2 separate regions of the Homo sapiens genome follow, and region 1 is linked to region 2. A link is a loop called in an ENCODE intact Hi-C map of the cell type or tissue named here. Cell type or tissue: ascending aorta. All regions are shown on one strand. Links, peaks and the distances in the headings refer to the core of each region. The heading gives the core; the rest is flanking DNA. Region 1 overlaps SUGCT (succinyl-CoA:glutarate-CoA transferase). Region 2 overlaps SUGCT (succinyl-CoA:glutarate-CoA transferase).

The links. Hi-C counts contacts between places; a loop is a spot of excess contacts. Peaks named below come from ENCODE experiments on the same cell type or tissue, not always from the same donor. Only the 100,000 strongest peaks of a DNase experiment are listed, where the experiment ranks them.
Region 1: a loop joins it to region 2, with 5 times the contacts of the local background. A loop is called at or near these places in 1 of 110 quality-filtered maps.

What each region holds. Positions count from the first base shown.
Region 1 is chr7:40,505,847-40,516,505 of GRCh38, reverse strand. The region is part of intron 12 of SUGCT (succinyl-CoA:glutarate-CoA transferase); the gene reads right to left. Among named protein-coding and RNA genes, the nearest start is that of SUGCT-AS1, 36 kb to the left of the region's middle. In ascending aorta, for the core only: no CTCF peak of the experiment used is centred there; no DNase peak of the experiment used is centred there; H3K4me3 peaks cover 3,058 bases; H3K27ac peaks cover 4,137 bases.
Region 2 is chr7:40,431,215-40,441,873 of GRCh38, reverse strand. The region is part of intron 9 of SUGCT (succinyl-CoA:glutarate-CoA transferase); the gene reads right to left. Among named protein-coding and RNA genes, the nearest start is that of SUGCT-AS1, 110 kb to the left of the region's middle. In ascending aorta, for the core only: no CTCF peak of the experiment used is centred there; a DNase peak (open chromatin) is centred at 4,233; H3K27ac peaks cover 3,214 bases.

The sequences.
Region 1 (10,659 bases), core at 806-8,805, 75 kb before region 2:
TCAAAATGGACTAGAGACTTGACTGTAAATGGTAAAACCATTAAATTATTAGAATAAAACATATTCCTAAATCTTCATGTCCTCAGATTAGGCAATAGTTTCTTGGATATGATACCAAAAGCACAAGTAATAATGTTTTTAAAAATGGGTAATTAGTGCTTCATCAAAACTAAAAACTTTTGTGTGTCAAAGAATACAATCAAGAAAATGAAAAGAAAACTTACAGAATGGAAGATAATATTTGCAAGACATTTTTCCAGATGCTCTCAAGAACTCTTATAACTCAATAATAATAGACAAATAACCAAATTTTTAAAAGGACAAAAGATTTGAATAGACTTTTTTTCAAAGCAGACAACGCGTCAATAATACCTTAAAAGATTTTCAACATCATTGTCATTAGTGTAATGCAAATAAAAACTACAGTGAGATACAACTTCATATACACCAGTATGGCTATATTAAAAAGAAATGAAAAGAAGAAAGAAGAAAGGGAAGAAGGAAGAGAGGGATGGAAAAAAATAAAGAAGTGTTGGCAAAGTTATGAAGAAATTCAAAGCCTCACACATTGCTGGTGGATTTGGAAAATGGCGCAGCCACGTTGGAAAATATTTTGGCCATGGTTTAAAATGTTCAACATAGAGTTATCATATGCCCCAGTAATTCCACTCTTAGGTACATACTCAGAACATTGGAAAACCATATGCTCATACAAAAGACTACATGAATTTACATAGACATACTATTCATAGTAGCCCAAATTTGGATACAATACAAATGCCTATAACAGATAAATGGCTGAGTAAAATGTGGTATACCCACACAACAGAATATTATTCAGCCATATAAAGGAATGAAGTACTGATACATGCTACAACATGGAAGAACACTGAAAACATTGTTCTAAGTCAAAGAAGACACTCATAAAAGTACACATTTTCAATAATTCTGTTTACATAAAATGTTCAGAATAGGCAAATTCATAAAAACAGAAAGTAGATTAGGTTACCAGCGATAAGGGGAGGGAAGAAGGGTGCGACTGCCAATGGTGTTTCTTTTAGCAGTTATGAAAATGTCCTGAAATTAGATGGTGGTGATGGTTACACAATTCTGTGAATGTGCTAAAATCCGTGGATTATCTACTTTAATAAAAAGGTAATTTTACAGTATGTGAATACCCCAATAAAGCTGTTTTTGTAAAAAGGTCACATAGTGTATGATTCCATTCATATAACATCCTTGAATTGATACAATTATAAAGCTGGAAGACAAATTAATGATGGCCGTGGATCAGGAATGAGGGTGGGTGTGGGTGTGGCTCTCAAGGGGTAGCATGAAGGAGATCTTTGCCCTGATGGAACAGCTCCGTGTTTTGATTGTGGTCATGGTTACAGAAATCTACACATGTATTAAAATGACATACAACTCTATATACACACACATTGTAACTATGCCAGATTCCTTGTTTTGCTGTTATACTATAATTATATAAGATGTAATTATTGAGGGAAATCAAGTGAGAAGTCCACGAGACCTCTCTAACCACTTTCAGGATATTCTGTGAATCAAATTATTTCACATTTAAAAATAAAAACATGTTTTTAAAAATAACTTCCATGGTCTTTAAATCTCATCTTTATCATCAATATCCTGATTATTAATTTGGCTCTCCATGAGTTCCTTAATACCTGAAAAGTATGCCGTGGTAAAGAGACGTCATGTGTTGCTGGCTTTGAAGCAAATCTCTCATCGCAAATACATAGCTTGCCTTTTTTTTTTTTTTTTTTTTTTTTTTGAGACGGAGTTTCGCTCTTGTTGCCCAGGCCGCAGTGCAATGGCACGATCTCGGCTCACTGCAACCTCCGCCTCCCGGGTTCATGCTATTCTCCTGCCTCAGCCTCCAAAGTAGCTAAGACTACAGTCATGTGCCACCACACACGGCTAATTTTTTGTCTTTTTAATAGACATGGAGTTTCACCATGTTGGTCAGGTTGGTCTTGAACTCCTGACCTCAGATGATCCAGCCTCCTCGGCCTCTCAAAGTGCTGGGATTACAGGCATGAGCCCCCACGCCTGGCCTTAGCTTGGCATTTTTGTTTGTTAATAAATCTCATATTTTTCTGTAAAATAGTAAGTTAAATTGTGATTCTTTTCCCCTGGTGCTTAGCATAATGCCTTGCACAGCTGGCACTCATGAAATATTTGATAATAAATGAAGTCTGAATCTTCAGGTCTCAGAAAACAAACTGAGCTGTGGTGACTCTACATCAGGACTGTGAAGCCCAGCCTAAAGGAAACATCAACGTCAATTTAAGGCATCTTCTTTTCTATGCATAAGTTTCTGAGTCACTGAAAAAAAAAACAGTCCATATTTAATTGTACTTGTACTAAAGTTTGCATAAAAATACTTCCCTGATGCCGGGCACGGTGACTCACACCTGTAATCCCAGCACTTTGGGAGGCCGAGGCGGGCGGATCACGAGGTCAGGAGATCGAGACCATCCTGGCTAACACAGTGAAATCCTGTCTACACTAAAAATACAAAAAAATTAGCCGGGCATGGTGGCAGGTGACTGTAGTCCCAGCTACTCAGGAGGCTGAGGCAGGAGAATGGCCTAAACCCAGGAGACAGAGTTTGCAGTGAGCCGAGATCGCGCCACCGCACTCCAGCCCAGGTGACAGACCAAGACTCTGTCTCCAAAAAAAAAAAAAAAAAAAAAAATACTTCCCTGAGCTTAAAGATCACACAGTAAGCATTATCTCTAGGAGAATCCCCTAATTTAAATAAGTCCTAATTATAGCTCATAAATATCTTCAGGACGAAGGTCACTTTTTCAAAGCCATGATGTCATTGAGTGCCTGTGTAAGAGGATGGTAGAGTATAAAAGAGCATCTTGCCTTACTGTGTTTGCTCCTGTACAAGAGTATCCCTGAGGTTAGGTAGGTCCTGGCTTCCCCCTACTTTAGTGACAATTTGAGAATAAGTGAAATGGAGCTCTCAGGAAATAGGAACTGAATCTTATCACAGAACGCCTCTTTAAAACAAGTTTTATGATCCTAAATGGCCAAAAACAGAGCTCAGAGCAGGTTAGCTTAGCCCAGTTGTAGTTCAATATAGCTCCCCAAGATGCCCACACATATCCATATACTAAAGTAGCTGATTTCTGGTAACCTGAAGCACAGTATAGCTTTTACAGGGCTCATTCATTGGTCATCCATAGCTTGATTATTATCAGAATTTGAGTTTACCAGAAGCTGAGGCCCAGAGTTCTGACTAACAGGGTATAAGACAAAGGTTGAACAGTTATGGTGGGCAAGATCCCAAAAAATCACACGATGTATGATTTTTGGTAGGTTGTGTTAAATGTGGCTTGGACCTGAAGACTGCTATCTTCTAAACTAAAGCTCCACCATGGGACTGATCTCCCCTACATTTGTCAACTGTAGATGTATACAGGCGTATCTACATCCCGGATCATGCTGGGCTCCATTGCCCAGAAGGATATTGATACTCAGGATCAGCAGAATCCTCTCCTGCTGGTATGAGTCTATCTGCTCCACTTCCAGTAGCTGGCATCATAGTATATGGTGCTACAATTTGAATATAGATCAAACTCCCCAACATGGCATACAGGCATTCCAAAACTGACTCTTAGATTCCCCATTCTCATCTCACTATCTCTCATCTGCACTCTATCCTCTGGCCATGCATACAACCTGAGTTTCTCATATTTCCCCAGCAGTTTCACACTTACCATTTCTATGCCAGTTACTACTTCTGCCTAAAGTACCTACCCCTTCACCACATTTTCCACATTTTCCAGCAAACATCTTACCATCTTAAAAAAAAAATTTCCATCATTTTAAAGTTCTTTATGCATGTACTATCTCACTCGTATATGAAATAAATGAAATATAAATCATTAAAATAAATAAATATTTAAAGAAAACTGAGGCATATAGAAGTTGAGTAATGCCCAAAGTCACCCACTGAGTAAACGACAGAGCCCAAAGAAAAAGCCAGGTCTGTCTAACTGTGTAAAACATGTACACAGCCACAGCACTCTATCTAAAGTATTCTGTGGTTCTAGAATGGAATCCTTGCAGAATCTTTTAAAAATTCAGATATCCATAACTCCATCTTAAACTTGTGTTTCTTCTTGCTGGAGCTCTGGGATATGTATATTGGGAAAGTTTCCCAGGTGACACTGAGGCACAATGTATTTGAGAACCTCCACCTCATGATATAGAAGGTCTTAGAACAAGTATTGACACTTCAGTGTACCACTAGGAATTGGACAGCATCTGAAACCAATTTTGGTGATACACCATTTTTCAAAAAAGTTAAATGAGACATGTCTATTTTGCAAAACTGAGAATCTGTAGAGAAGTACTTCCAGGAGTAACTGCATTCTGGTAACATTTAATTACATTTTGTAAATTAGCAAAAATCTGTTTTGTAAAGAAAAATGAATTTAAATTATCTTTCATTTAAATTCTTGACAAGGGATCAACTACAATTGTGTGGAGAATAGATTTGATTTGAACATTTGATTGAGTGTGTAGCTGTCTTAGTGGTCCTCAGGCATCAAAAATAAAATCTCAAGTATGATGAAGAAATATTAATAATATTTCAGGCTTTATACTACTCATTCTTTCATGTTTTTGGAACAAGAAAAGGAGGATTATTGTAATCAATAAGTGTGAAATGAGACAAAAATGAAAACCATGGCATATATAGGGCTCCCCCTTTGCCATTATACGCTTTAACATTTTTTAAAAATTCAAGGCTCTTTGTCTTTGCATTTATGTAATGTGAGATATTTGAAATGAAATTTGTTTTGTGTTATTTTTGCTTTTTATTTAAAATAAATTCAGACTTGCAAAAAAGTTGTAAAGTGAAGTTTTCACATACTCCCATCTCAACTTCTACTATTAACATCTTACCTAATCATGGTAAAATTATCAAAACCAAAAAATTAAAATGGATACAGGGCTATTAACTAACCTGCAGACTTAGTTTGAATTTTGTCAAGTGACCCAGTAATGTTCTCTTCTCTGGGTTAGGAGGCAATCTAGGATCCCACACAGCATACAAGTGTCATGTCGTTCAGCCTTCTCCAGTCTGAAACTGTTCTTCAGGCTTTGTCTTCCATAACCTTGATGCTTCTGAAGAATACTGGTCAGCTTAGGGACAATGGTCCCTAAGTTTAAGTTGGCCAGATGTTTTCCCACAATTAGATTGAAGCCATGCATTTCGGGCAGGAAATTGAGATTATACATGATACCAAGGGGTACATGATATGGAAGTTCGCTCTCGGGATGTATGATGACTTGGTTAAGCTGATGTCTATAAGATTCTTCCACAGTAAGGTTATTACTTTTTCCTCTGTAATGACGATGATGGAAAAATACTATGTCTAACTGTGAAAACTATGTACACAGCAACAGCACTCTATCTAAAATATTCTGTAGTTCTAGAATGAAATCCTTGCAGAATCTTTTAAAACTTCAGATATCCCTAACTCCATCCTAAACCTGTGTTTTCTCTTCCTGGAGCTCTGGAATCTGTATATTGGAAAAGTTTCCCAGGTGACTCTGAGGCATCCACCAATGGTCCTTTTTCCCACAACAATTATTACTGTGGTGTTTACCTAAGGGTAACCTTCTATTTCTCTTCTGCCTTCTAAGTTTATTAATTGAAATTCTACATTTCACATTTATTTATTTATTTATTCAACCATTTACTTATTTTTGTACGACCTCATGAATACTTATTTTATTCCGAAAAGTATAATCCATTAATATAATTTTGTAACAAAAATGGTCCCAAAGTGGCTGTTGAAAACGCTTAACGTTGCCTCTTTGTACTTCTGTCATGTTCCTATCATTTTGTGAAAACTTCCTTACTTAATAGAACCACAAGACGTTCCAGGATTATATTATATTTGAGGTAAAGTATGGGACAGATTATTTAGTACTGCTCAGATACCAAAAAACAAGATTTCTTTTTCCTCCCTCACCCCGACCAATGCAGACTCTGATACTTTATCTCTCTTTCTGAAAATTCTGGTTTCCCTCACACTCCAAAACACTGTGTTTACCAGAGAACACGGAATAAGTGCTAGATAACTATCAAATGCCTTATATAGAAAAATGATATTTAAGGAAAGTAGTTTAAGAACAAGCTAACCATTCATTCCTCTATATCAGATTTTCTCTGTCTTTTCAACAAAATCATTTTATTTTAATAAAAAAACAGAATTATATATGTAATTAAAAAGCAATACAGTATTATTAAATATATCTATATACATTTCCAAAACTATAACATTCGCTTACCTTATAATCAATATAATAAATAATGTTTTATAATTCTGGTTATTTATTATTTTATACAATATATTTCCATAGCTTGAATTATATATACTATGAAAATTCAAATTCCCATGAATAAGTACTTACAAAATATCTAAACTTTTAGAGCACTTCAACTTAACAACTATGTCAGGATTTTCTTCAAGCAAATGATCAAAAAACTTTTTTCAAAAATAGTAAGAAAATGTTGCTTTAAAGTTGGAACATTCAGGTTGCGGGTACAATGGAGCAATAACTCTACACCATCTCTCCCACTGAACACAGCTCTAAATCCTGGACAGAATACAAGGAGCAGCTATTTGAGGATTCAAAAGTAAATAGCAGCAGATGGACTGAGGAAGAAGAACAGAATTCAAATACCAGCAAACAAGTGGTAACATGATTAACTTTTTTACTCCTGTATCCCCTGGTCTGAACTCAACACACAACAAACAAAGAAGTGAGCCCTGAAAAGCAGACGGAAAGAAAAAGCCCAGGAGAAGCCTTTTAGTTCTGGCTTATAGGAAAGGGAATGCAAAACACTCAGAGAGAATGTAAAAAAAACCCTCAATTAAAAAAAAATTATTTTGTTCATTTGCCTACCCGCTGGACTTCAGGCAATCCTCTGCTGACAATGGTAACAGCAGCAGTGACAAAAGAGGGAATGGGAGTGAACAAAAGACAAAACCCTAAGAAAGGAAACATTCCTCTAGGTTTAAAGAAATGACAGTTTCCAAAGGGTACAGCCAAATACCATTGGTCTTTTTCCCTTTGTGATCTCCTGCCACATAGCCCCAAAGACAGTGTGGCTGCGGAAGTGCACAGTAGATTAGGGTAATGAAAGTCATAGTATTTTGGCCAAAGGACCAAAAAAAAGGTATCCCTAAAAACTGGAAATAACCAGGGAGATCATGAGAGAAAAACTTGAGAATATGACTGTATAAAGTTGCTTATGAATCACATAGTTTATACCAGAATAATTTCTGGCAATCTACTTATGCCAATTCCTAAGCCCTATGAAAGATACTAGAAATCAACGGACTTTGTTAGTCCAGAAACATAAATTTTAACAAAGCTCCAGGATGATTCTGGCCCATGTGTTCTTTGGGAGATTACTCCAAACACACTACTGTAAAACGTCCACACTTTTCTTTCAAAAAAAAAAGCGAGATAGGAGATCACAGCTAGCAAGGTCAGGGCAAGGAGGCTGAACACCACAGCAGGGCACAGTCAGACATTCTTGAGGGTGTAGGAAATAACTGGAAAGAGAATAAGCACCAAGCTCAGAGTAAAATAAATTTAGCACATTTATTCTGATAGGGTAAAGATACATTTGGGTTATCTTGGAAAGAGGCAGGGTAAAGTGTGCAGGACAGGACTTTTGAAATATACCCTCTTCTTAGCAAAACAGCAATTTTTCTGGTGAAAATTTTTTTTTTAAACTGAAATTCTCTGGAAATTACTGTAGGTCATATGGCAAATGAAAAAACATTCATTCAAGAGAATCAACTAAATCTTAGTAAGAATGGTGAGGGTCCATGGCATTTGAGCCATGGCTTATTCCATTAACCTCCACCATCACTACCAAGCTCTACACCTCTGCATTACAAAAGCTTTAACCGAGGCAGTCTACTCCAGGCAGGTGCAGCCAAGATAAGGAGGGCTTCCTCTCCACCTACCTTCTACTCTAGGACTATGGCTTTACCCCATGAGGAGCAGGCTGCTGTGTTTTTCACTTCTCATAGCCTGTGCTGCAGAAGCTATATTCTAGGCAGACATAGCAAAAATGACATGGTCTGCCTTCCCCCATCCCATCCCCACACATAGGGTGGAAGCTCTACCTTAGGCACGGCAGGCCAAGGCACCGGGGTTCTTGTTGCCCCTGTTACAGCTTAATTGTAGGTAAAACGATCCACTGCAGAAGGACCAAGCCAAAAAGACTAAGGGCACTCACCACCACCACTTCTAGTTCTCACTCTTAGAGCAGGAATGTTACTCAGGAAAAGTGGAACTTACCCCAGAAGTCTGGTACAGTGGCAACAAGGTTTTGGCCTGGCAGAAAGGTAGGTCATAAGGATGAAGAGTTCTCCAGCTCTGCCTGAGGAGGCTATCCTTACGTGGAAGAGAGAGTGGAGAGCTCTAAGTCTAAGGGCATTGTTGAAAACAATACAGGTTTTTCTGGGGAGCAATTAAGAGAAAGATGTTAGCTTCATGATACTAGCAAAACAGCAGACAAGCAAGTTTAATAGAATCAAGAAAAGAGACAATCAAGATGAGCCCTTCTGAGATCACAGGCAACTCTGTATGCAAGAAAGGATGTACACATATGTTCGGCTTTACCAAGAAGGGGTAATCAAAGCACAATTTGGGGCCAGACCTGAAAGTATTCATCAGGTTGCATCCTGACCCACCCAAAACGCAGTAGCCTCACTGGCACGAGGTACTTAAACTCTAACCAAACACTGAGTGAACAGTAAGCTGCTCTGACCCAAGGGCAATGCCTAGAAAGCTAGGCTTCAAAATCACACTCATCCATGGAAGTCTGGGCAACTATGTCCATATCTAAAGGCTGGGTCCTCTCAGAAGCAATGGCAGAGGGAATCTTCACATTACCAGACCCCGGCTGAATGTGGATGGGTAGCAGGGGTAGGGGGGTGAGTAAACTACCTTAACTGTGATAGCAGTCTCTAAGTCAAGCACACACATCCAACGGTAAAGGATAAAAAATATAACTGGCTAAGAACAACCTTTGATCAATTAGTAGCTTATAACATATGAAGAGTGACCCCTAGAGGTCAAGATTAAAATCTCCTACCCCAAGGTGGCAGATAAAAACAATTGGAAAGACTCAGAGCTGGGACCTCAAAAGCTATGCACTGTAGAAAAGGTGGGTGGCGAGGAACATTTCGCAGAACTGGTTGGGCAAAGTTAACGTCATTTGAACTAGTGAGCAACAAACAAAACAACCTTAAAGGTCGGGGAGGGGAGATCTAAAGTGTTCAGTTAACAACAAAAAATTATGAGACACACAAAGCACAGTAAAGTGTGACCAACATACAGAAAGAAGAAAGCTGGCAACAGAAACTTCCTTTGAAGAGATCCTGATGGTAGACTTAGGAGAAAAAAAAACTTCAAATCAGCTGTTATAAATATGCTCAAAGAACAAAAGAAAACCATGCCTAAAGAAGTAAAGGAAGGTATGTTGACACTGTCTCCTAAAGGAGATAATATCAATAAGGAGGTAGAAATTATTCAAGTTATTAAAACGAACCAAATATAAGTTCTGGAGTCCAAAAGTACAATAACTGAAATGAAAAATTTACTTGAGGGGTTCAACCATAAATTTGAACTGGCAGTAGGAAGAATCAGCAAACTTATAAGATAGATTAATAGAGATAAGCAATATGCAGAACACAGACAAAAAAGATTGGAGAAAAATAAACAGAGCCTTAGAGAAATATGAAACATAATAAAATAGAAGAACATAAGTATAATGGAAGTACTAGAAGAAAGAAGAATTTTTAAAAATCAAAGAAAAAAATGGCTGAAAACTATTCAGATTTTATGAAAAACATCCAAGAACCTCAATGAACTCAAACACATCAATTGTATAAACAATACGTCCAAGAAGCTGAATGAACTCAAAGTAGATTAACTGTTAATAGAACCACAAACATCCAGACATATCATACCAAAAATGTTCAAAGACAGAGGAAATCTTTCGTCCTTGAACAGAGGAGCAAAATAAAAATGATACATTACACTCAAGGGAATCTAGTAAGATTACCACATTACTTATTATCAAACACAATGGAAGTCAGAAGGCAGTGGAATGACATATTCAAAGTGTTCAGAGGAAGAAACTGTCTAACAAGAATCATACCCAGCAAAATATTTTTCAAAAAAGATGGCAAACTAAAGGCAATCTCAGATCAAAAAAACGTGGAAAAAAATTCACATTGCTAATAGACTTACATTAAAATGAACACCAAAGAAAATCTTTTAGGGTGAAAGTAACTAATATCATCAACACACTGAATCCATGCACACATAAAAAAGAGAGCACCAGTAAAAGTAATCATGTATGCAATTTCACAAAACAATACAGTTGAATATTTCTTCTCTTGATTGATTTAAAAAGCAATTTCAATAAACAATATGTATATAAATGTATTGTTAGGCCTTTAACATATATAAATGTAACATATTTGACAATAATTACACAATCATTGTGAGTAAGAGCAAAAAGCTATATGGAAATAAGAAAAAGATACCATTTAATAACTCAAATCAATAGCAAGA
Region 2 (10,659 bases), core at 916-8,915:
CCAACCAATCAGCAGCACCAAATCCCTCTCCCTCAGCCTGCCAAATTACTCTTTAAATCACTAAACTCCAAGCTGTTTGGGAGGCTGACTTGAGAAATGTCTCCCATACTTCCAAACTCCCATACTCCCATACTTCCCACACTTTGCTGGCCCTGTGATTATTAAACTCTTTCTCTACTGTAACACTGCTGTTTCAGCAAATTGGCTCCATCTCTGCAACAGGCAAGAAGAACTGGTCATGCAGTTACATGAATATCTTACTATACATGAATTTCTGGACTGCATTTTTTTAACATCCTATCACAAGCATTTTTAAATAGCATTGTTTTTAATGACACAAAATATCTTTTTCAAAATTTGCTTCAACATTCTAAGTTCATTTAAACTGGAGGGGTTTTTTTAGTTTGTTTTGTATTCAAATCAAGCCCTATTTCATAGTTAATATCACAAATAAAAAATTATTAAATTTCATACTGAAACTCTGAAGAAAATGTCTGGTCCAACTAAGATCCTTAAAAAGCCAACCTTACCCCAGTAAGGCCTGGAGGATAAAATAGCAAAATGAATCCCACCCAAGACATTTATTAATAATTAACCTGTGTGATATTAGACAATTTACATAATTTAAGAGCCTCAGTTTTGACATCTCTAAAATAGGAATCATCAGTACTTACCTTTAAAATTATTTTGACTAAGTTCATAAAGTACATTGATTCATGTACTTGGCAAATATTTGTTGATATAACTCACTATGTGCTAGGCTCTGGGTACAATGGGTAGAAAATGACAAGACAAATGAGACATACATTCTAATAAAGTAGCAGACACTAATCAAACATTCACATAAGTAATTACAAACAGTGACAGGCACTGGAAAAGAAAAGTACAAAACCCAGTGAGATCTTTTTTTTTTTTAAAGACAGCATCTCTCTCTGTCACCCAGGCTGGAGTAAACTGGCATAATCCTAGCTCACTGCAGTCTCAAACTGCTAGGTTTAAGAGATCCTCCTCACATAGCCTCCTGAGTCGCTGGGACTACTCAGATGGAGTCTCACTGTGTTGCACAGGCTGGTCTCAAAATCCTGGCTTCAAGCAATCCTCCAACCTCAGCCCCCCAAACAATGAGATCTTAGGAGAGGTGGACATAATGTTGTCTTGGTTGGGAGCGCTGAAGCCAGGAAAGAGTCCCTAGAAAAGTGATCCTAGAAAAGTCCCTAGAAATAGATTGAGATGGTAAAATTTACTGACTTGGTAAATATCATGAATATCATGGTTGAGAGTTGAAATCTAAGGGGGAAAAAGGTGTCATGATGATGCTTAAGTTTCTAAGGAGCTTTTGAGATAGTCCAGTGACAAGTTCACATGAGTAAGACTTGGGTACCAGGTGAAAGTCTGAACTGTGGATAAAAACTTGGCTGGGTGCAATGGCTCATTCCTGTAATCCTGGCACTTTGGGAGGCCAAGGCAGGTGGATCACTTAAGTCCAGGAGTTTGAGACCAGCCTGGCCAACATTAGCGAAACCCCGTCTCTACTAAAAATACAAAAATTAGCCAGGCGTAGTGGTGCATGCCTGTAGTCCCAGCTACTTGGGAGGCTGAGGCAGAAGAATCACTTCAACCCGGGAAGCAGAGGTTGCAGTGAACTGAGATCAGGCCACTGCACTCCAGCCTGGGCAACAGAGCAGGAACCAGTCTTAAAAAAAAAAAAAAAAAAAAAAAAAAAAAAAACACACACACACAGACAAAAAACTTGACTCATTTGCTTATTATCTATAATTGAAGTCATCACATGGACCAAATCATTTAGGAAGAAAGTTCACACTGCAGAGTAGGAAAAAAAGGGAGTTAAGTGAGGAGTCTGAAGGCCTCTCCCATTTGAAATCCAGGCAGAAGTACTCAGAGCGTAAGATGAGGACTGAAGAATGCCTACAAAGTAGACTTCCATTACATCAGCAAGAGGTGTCTGGTGTCATGATGCGAACAGAATGCAGTTTGACATGAATCACGGACTCCATAACTGTTAAGGAAAGGGAGCAAGCACACACAGACATCTGTTTGAGCAGTCTGGCTGTGAAGCGCAGGGATGAGCACGGACTGAAAGCACAGCATGAGCATGGCTGCAGATGGAGTTCCCATGTCGAGGAGGACTCAGGAAGTTCCCACTGGATGCTTCTACCTTCTTATTAACTGAGAGAAGATTGGGGAGTTATGAGAATGAAAGACTAAAAAAGAGTAGAGAAGTTCTGACATATCACTGAAGACAGTGGCGTAGCACCGGGACCAGTTAACACAACTGGAATACTGACATGTTGAGAGCCCAACTGAGTGACTTTCTCTATCATCTCTCAGCTATCCAGACATAGACTAAAGTATATTTACATTCACTAGCTTTAGGATGTTGCCAGATGGATATGACAAAAAGATATATGTGTAGGAAAATCCGCCAGAATGTTACTGAGCAATGAGCCACAGACTAGCTGCATAAGAAAGAAAGTGGTAAAGATAGGAGATTATGGCTAGGCATGGGGAGGTGTCTCAGTGGGTCAGAAGTCCTGATGAGGTGTAGGAGTAGTCACGATGGGAGTAGCTGAATAAGTAAGGTGAAAGAACAAGAGACGATGGATGGTTAGAATGTAGAATGCTTCAATCAGTGATTAAAGGAGTGAGGCAGGTTCGGGTTATGCCTAGAGATCCACAGTGTGAAGTACATAAAATAGTTGCTGCTATGAGACAGCAGCAACTCTCTCTCTCTCTCTCTATCCATATATATATATATATATATATATATATATATATATATATATATATACACCATATATATACCATATATATATATACCATATTATATATACACACACACAATTTCTACATATATACTTTCTATATATACAGTAGTATATTATAGTATATTATAATTATTATATAATTACTACTGTACTTGGTCCCACAAGAAAGGAACTCCTCAGTGAATTCTAAGCCCTTAGGTCTTGACTCCCAGGCCTTCACTGGCCCTGCAAATCACTCCTCCTTCTCTTCTCCTCATTCTGTTGGTTGCCTCACTCTAACAGAAAGCAAACCAGGTGATAACATGCCGTGCACACACACCACTACCAGATTCTTTATCACAGGGAGAGCTCAAATCATACGCAGCGAATTGGGCTGTAAACAGTCAGGACTGTCTCCTGTAAGAAATTCAAGAAACAATTGCTTCTGAATGAAATGATGTGGGGAGACAGCAGCAAGGGCAAGTGTCTAGAATTTTTAAAGGACAAGGTCAAAACCAAGCATTGCCTCACAGGAGACCAGATTGTATTACTCCCGAAGAAAGACATCCTTCTCACTAGAAGCTGTGCAAATTCTGGCACAACAAAATTCACTGATAGGGAAACCAAACACAAATGCACATTTTCATCATACGCTCATCGTGAGAAACCTCCTCTCCTGGAGAGGGAGATCTTTTACAAGACTGAGAAAATAATGATGGGTCAAGGAATTTGATGACACGACAAAACTAAAGAACTTCATGATCAAACTAGGAGACACAAAAGGAGAGGGAATGGAGGTTCAGTGTTTAGTTTCTCTATTTAGAGCAGCTCCACACAGAAGATGTGACCACCCCTGAGATATAAGATACAGAAGTGCAGACTGTGGAGCAGATGTGAAGGCGGGGAATTGAGAAGGTCAATTGAGAATTTCTGCTGCTCCTGGAAGTTTCTACTCCTTCCCAGGGACTTTGCTTTCTGGGCTTCCAGGCATGTTAGCCTCATTTGATGACATCCTAATTATAAAGCTGACTAAAGATGAAAACATAGGGGTTTCAGAAGTCCATGTCAACACAATATATCATATAATCAAGTGGGAAAAGAAAAAAATGTACAACTCGAAGTTCCTATGTTATCTTCTTAAGTTACTTCATCAGTGCATCTAGTATTTTCCCTGGCTTAAATAAAATACAAAAAATTTGTAGTATGTCTACTTCAAAACAAGAGCATAAACTTCAAGGCTTCCCAGGGCTACTTACTTTTTAACAAGATTTTCTTCCACAAAAGGTAACCATTGCTAAATGACTTCATCACCCACTGGAAAAAGACATTCCATGAAGTTTAACTTACCGCCATGAGAATGTTTTCTGGAATGCCAAGCAGTTATTGACTTCTGGGTCTGTGCTAGTACATCATGACAAACATAGAGCACTATTTCCTACCACTGACAGTTCAGTTCACCTTATGGCACTGGAACTGGGCTGAGCCAGATGGCAATGAGGCACAGACTGCTCTGCTTACAAATTAAGAACAGTGTCATCTATGGATGGAACAATGCCACAAATGGTAGATGAGCCCTGGAGTCTCCAACTTCACCTACTACCAATTTGGCATTGGCAGGACATTTTTTACATGGAACAAACCATGTTGAGAGCTCATTGCTAAATATAAGCCCTTGCTTTGAATTAGGTAATTCTAGAGTAACCTTGAAAGCAACATTATATACTGATTTCCTGCCCCAGATCCAGGCTAGGTTTTGCTAATTCCATAATAGGAAATTGGAATGCTCACATATATCCTTGAGGTTCCTCAAATAAATTAAATTTTACTTCCAATCCAACATATGTAGGATTTTCAATCACTCCATTTCTGATACTGGGTGTGGAGGTAATGACAAGGAGGGAAATGGGCAACTGCCTCATATATTTTCTATTCTTTACGTGTTGTCAATGGATATTATTTTTCTCATAAAGAAAACTTTGTGTGAAGAAAGCCTAGAAAGCCTGCTGTTATTCAAGAAGGCAGTTATCATGTATCTTGGGCACAAGGTAAAATGACACAGAGTTTTTCTTCCTGAGGAATATAGGCCAAAAACTGGTTTTAAGAAACCTGAACTAACTGTATTATAAAGAATGCTAAGCCAGATTATTTTGAATAGCCTGCCAAAAGCAGCTACTGCTTCACAGAAACTATGCAAAAAAAATTCTAGACAAGAGACCATATTGATTTTTCAGCAACACCCCAAGGTAAAAATTCCAAAAGAATGCTAAGCCAGATTATTTTGAATAGCCTACCAAAAGCAGCTACTACTTTATAGAAACTACACAAAAAATGCTAGACAAGGGACCATATTGATTTTTCAGGAACAACCCAAGGTAAAAATTCCTTGAGCGTATGAAATATTTTTAAGTACTCTTTGTTGTATCTCAAACATGTTACAATAATCACAGTTCTGTACCATCTATGTACCATATATGAAAATATCATTTCTGACAAAGCCTACATTTACCTCAGACTAAAGGCATTTATAGAACAGAGCTTTAGTCAAGCTGTCACCACATTTCACTACCTACAAGCAAAGAATCAAGCTAGAAAAAAATAGTAACTATAGTTACAATAAAAATATTCTAAATTGGCTTATATAGTGTATTGCCAATAATGTTTCCCAAGCATATCTGTTCATCATATCTCTGGATTTATCAATGAGAAAACACAGAGTATACATAGTGAGACAGAGATTGGGGGAGGCCCTGAAATTAGGCCTGCCCACTAGACCTAAAGTGGCATTAGAGTACAGGCCCAGGTGACAGCAGAGTTTCATCCCAGAGTATGGAAAATTTGAGTAAGTGCAGTACTAGGAAGCAGTCATGGCCAGGTATGGTGGCTCAAGCCTGTAATCCCAGCACTTTGGGAGGCAGAGGTGGGAGGATCACCTGAGGTCAGGAGTTTGAGACCAGCCTGGCCAACATGACGAAACCCTGTCTCTACTAAAAATACAAAAATTAGCTGGGGGTGGTGGCGCGCACCTGTAGTCTGGCTACTCAGGTGGCTGAGGCAGGAGAATTGCTTGAACCTAGGAGGCAGAGGTTCCAGTGAGCTGAGATTGTGCCACTGTACTCCAGCCTGGGTAACAGAGCAAGACTCCATCTCAAAAAAAAAAAAAAAAGAAAAGAAAAGAAAAGAAAGCAGTCAGCAAGATAAAGTATGGCATATGGGAGATGAAAAATTTTGATAGCAAAAGTCTTGAAACTCACAGTAGTTAAATGGCCCAAGAGATATATAGAGAGTCACAGGCTGCAGGATCCCAGATATGAGGATGAGGCTCAGAAACTCAGCACCAAATTCTCATATAAGGAATTGTGATAGCAAGGCAAAGCGTGGAGGGACAGGAACCAGACAGTTAACTCAATGAGAAACTCAGAGAATATAGGCAAAAGCAGAAGCCCAAGCCATTGAACAAAGGTAGAGCAAGCATGGAGAGTGAGCTCTGGGGAGGGTAGGTGGCTGAATATCAGATAAGAGCAACTTAAATGCTAGTTCAAGATGCTAGTTAGTTAAGCGTCTAAGACAGTATCTGGGATATTAGAACCCAATACACTTTTTAAATCAATGTCAATGTGTCACAGCAACCCAGGTAATTCAGGAAATATGAGACATTATAAGCCTTGGTGGCAAAACTGTAAGCATAAAATAGAGGAGAGTTTCAGAGAATCAAAGATAAGGACCAACTGAAAAAGGCAAGCATGCTAACAATAGATTCCCCAAACTTCCTTCCTCACAGATGATCACCCAAGTTTAAGGATGAATATTAGTTAAAGTGACATGCTGAATATACTTCTATCAGGATTTATAGGTATGTCCTATAGTTGGAACAATGAGGACCTCAGTCCTTCTTATTAGATACTTCTCATTCTTCTTACCATGGCCAAAAGTTGGCCTTGAAGCATAGAGGGTCAGCCTTTGTACCCTTTCCACATAGCTACTACCAAGTAATAGGATATACACTGATAATAAAATATATTTGCCATCCAAATTTGGGTTCCTGTACAGAGGGTTGGAATCTAAAGTATACAGACTCTCAAAACATCTTTCGGCTTGGCGAACTATGGGAAGTGTGAATGGCTACTCAGCTCATTCAGCAGAAAATGAGTCCTTATGGGAGGGTCCTGCTGACCCACAGCAGCAGGTGAAATTCTCATGGAGTAACCAAATATTAAAACAAGTCAACCCCAGCATCAGAAAAAGCATAGGGGAAGGCTCTATCTGATATATGTATAGACATTTATAACTGAAAAAAATGATGGAAAAGGTAGCAGGCAACAAGCACCTGGCAGGACCTTGAGGAGACTGCCATATTCCAGGGTCTGGACTTGTTCTTTATAGGACTCACTTCTTGTACTGGATGATCAGATCTGGAAGCCTAACTCAAGGCATCTAAAATGCATGTGAGATTAAGATAGATACCAGAAGGATAAATTACTACTATATGATTAGAAAGAACTATATGATAAGCCACAATACTTAAAGACTATATGACTAATTCTTTTCTTGGGAAACTAATAATTAGAAGGTAAAAGATCACAGACATGAGCATGGTTTAAGTTCTTCCTTCTCAAGTCCCCATGAATCTGGATATGAAGTTCAGCCTGAATCTGCCAATGAAAAAATCATTACACCATTCTATGTGTGACTATAGGAAGAGAAAAAAAAAATGGGACCAGCCTTATTCAACAGAAGGAACCATGATAAACTGCTAGAAGATTAAGGTCTCCAAATGTACCTCAACTATTGAACTCTATGAAATACAAGAAAAAACAAGATACAATCTGAATAGTATTCTGTACATACCTTTCAATCATTAGTTACTCAAAAGAATTGGACTCACATGGGCACATCTACCATGATTAAGGTCATGAGAGTGTTATGTAAGGTTTGCAACAAAATTTAGACCAACTAGGAAGTTATCCCTTCCAAAGTAAGTTAACAGCAGAATAAATGGGAACATTCCTCCAAAACAACACGAAAAAAATTTAGTAAGTCATCCTAGTAGGTCACAAGGTGAAGAAAGCAATAATTATTTCCAGATCTCTAAAACCACTTATAATAACATATGTGGTATGTATATGCCCGCCCCAAAGTTATTATAACAGGTTATATTAGTTAAAAGATCAAGGGTAGCCAAGAAATTCTGTTTGATTTTAGAGTTCATTTATCTGTGTGAGTAATTATTATATTTCAGTTTCTCTGGGATTCCTGTTCTATAAATAAAGGTGGAGAATATGTAAATATTTTTATGCACAATAACAGAATGTGCTGAAAATAATTTATCTTTGCATGCCTCCCCAAATACTATAATTCTTCTTCCCAATTACATTAGATACGTTTAATTTCTATTCCACCCCAAACACCTTAAAGAAGCAGCTCTATACATCATGCAACTGAGCATTCCTCTTCCCTGGTTGAAGAGAATAGCATGAGCACCACTCCCATGCCAGCCAGTAGGTTTACTTGGCACAAATCAACTGCATCAGCTTGAAGATTCAAAAGGAAACAGGAAGGTGGAGATGAGATGGCCATATTCGGCTTAACTAAGTAAGACCAAAAGACTAATAAACTCTAAAACTGAGACAAGACTACAAAATAGAAATAGAGATATGGACTAAGCAACTGCCTCATTCCTAATGGCATCTTACATCTTGTGAATCTGAATTATATGTCACATACTTTTTGAAACATGTGGATATCAACAAGAAGTTATAAGACAAAAAAAAAAAGAAAAAAAGAAAACATGACCCAATCAAAGGACCAGAATAAATAACAAACAAACCTAAAGAAGCAGAGGCATATCAATTACCTGACAAATAATTCAAAATAATCATCACAAGGATGTTCAATGGCCTCAGGAAAACGATACATAAACAAAATGAGAAGCTCCACAAGGAGACACAACACATAATGAAGAACCAGACATTTTGGACCTGAAGAAAACAATCCCTAAATTGGAAAATTGACTACAGAGATTCAATAGCAGACTTGATCAAGCATAAGAAATATTCAGCAAACTCAAAGATGGGTCATTGTAAATTATCACATCAAGGAAGCAAAAAGAAAAAAGAATGAAAAAAGAGAATAAAGCCTAGGGACTTACAGAATACCATCAAGCGGATCCATAGGCACATTATATAAGTTCACAAAGAAGAAGGAGAGAGAGAGAGAGAAAGGATAAAGTACTTATTTGAAGAAATAATGGCTAAAAACTTCCCAAAATCAGGGAAGGAAATAGACATCCAGATTCAAGAAGCCCAAAACTCATGAACTAAAATAAACACAAAGAAATCTACACTGCAATACATTGAAATTAAATTGTCCAAAGACCAAGACAAAAGGAGAATTTTGATTTTTTTTTTTTTTTTTTTTTTTTTTTTTGAGAGGGAGTCTCACTCTGTTGCTCAGGCTGGAGTGCAGCGGCACAATCTTGGTTCACTGCAACATCCACCTCCCGGGTTCAAGCAATTCTCCTGCCTCAGCCTCCCGAGTAGCTGGGATTACAGGTGCCCACCACCATACCCAGCTAACTTTTGTATTTTTAGTAGAGATGGGATTTCACCATGTTGGTCATCCTGGTCTCAAACTCCTGACCTCGTGATCTGCCCACCTCGGCCTCCCAAAGTGCTGGGATTACAGGCGTAAGCCACCGCACCTGGCCAAGGAGAATTTTGAAAGCAGCAAGATAAAATTGACTCATTATGTACAAAAGAGTCTCTATAAGACTATCAGTGGGTTTGTTCAGCAGGAACCTCACTGACCAGAAGGGAATAGGATAATGTATTGAAAGTGCTGAAAGAAAAATTCTAACCAAGAATACTATGTCAGCAAAAATATCCTTCAAAAATGAGGAAATCTATAGAAGGAAAGTTCCTCAACATAATAAAAGTCACTTCACTTTTGAAAAACCCATAGGTAAAATTATAATCAATTGGGAAAAACTGAATGTTTTACACTAAGATCCAAAACAAAGCAAGGATGCCCAATCTCATCACTTCTATTCAACATAGTACTGAAAGTACTAGAAAAAACAGTCAGACAAGAAAAAGAAATAAAAGACATCCACATCACAACAGAGGAAGTAAAAATATCCCTATCTGCAGATAACATAATCCTATATGGGGGAAAAAACCAACAATGATTCCACCTAAAAGAAACTATTACAATTAATACACAAATTCAGTAAAGTTGCAGGATATAAAATCAACAAACAAAAACTATCAGCATTTTATACACAAATAACAAATTAAAAAGACATTTTTAAAAATCCCATTTATGACGGCATAAAAAATAAAATATCTAAATAGAACCAACACTGAGAATGCCAATAAAATACAAACTGACCTTTAAAGAGTTTACACCATTTACAATAACATGAAAAACAACAAAATACTTAGGAATAAATTTAACAAAGGCAGTGAAAGAACTCTACACTGAAAATTATAAAATACTGCTTAAAGAAACTGAAAACAGAATAAAAGAAAATATAGCCTATGCTCATGGATCAGAAGAATTAATATTCTTAAAATGTACATGCTGCCCAAAGCAATATACAGATTTCAATAAAATTCCTATCAAAATCCCAATGGCATTCTTCACAGAAATAGAAAAAAAATACTAAAATTCATATGGAACCATAAAAGACCCCAAATAGCCAAAACAATTCTGAGAAAGAAAACAAAGGTGGAAGCATCACACTTCCTGATTTAAAATTATATTACTAATCTATAGTAGTAAAAACACTAGATATTGCCTTAAAAACAGACACACAGACCAGTGGAAAATATAGACAACCCAGAAATACTGAATAATACCAAACATATGCTGTCAACTAATTTTTCCCAAGGGCACA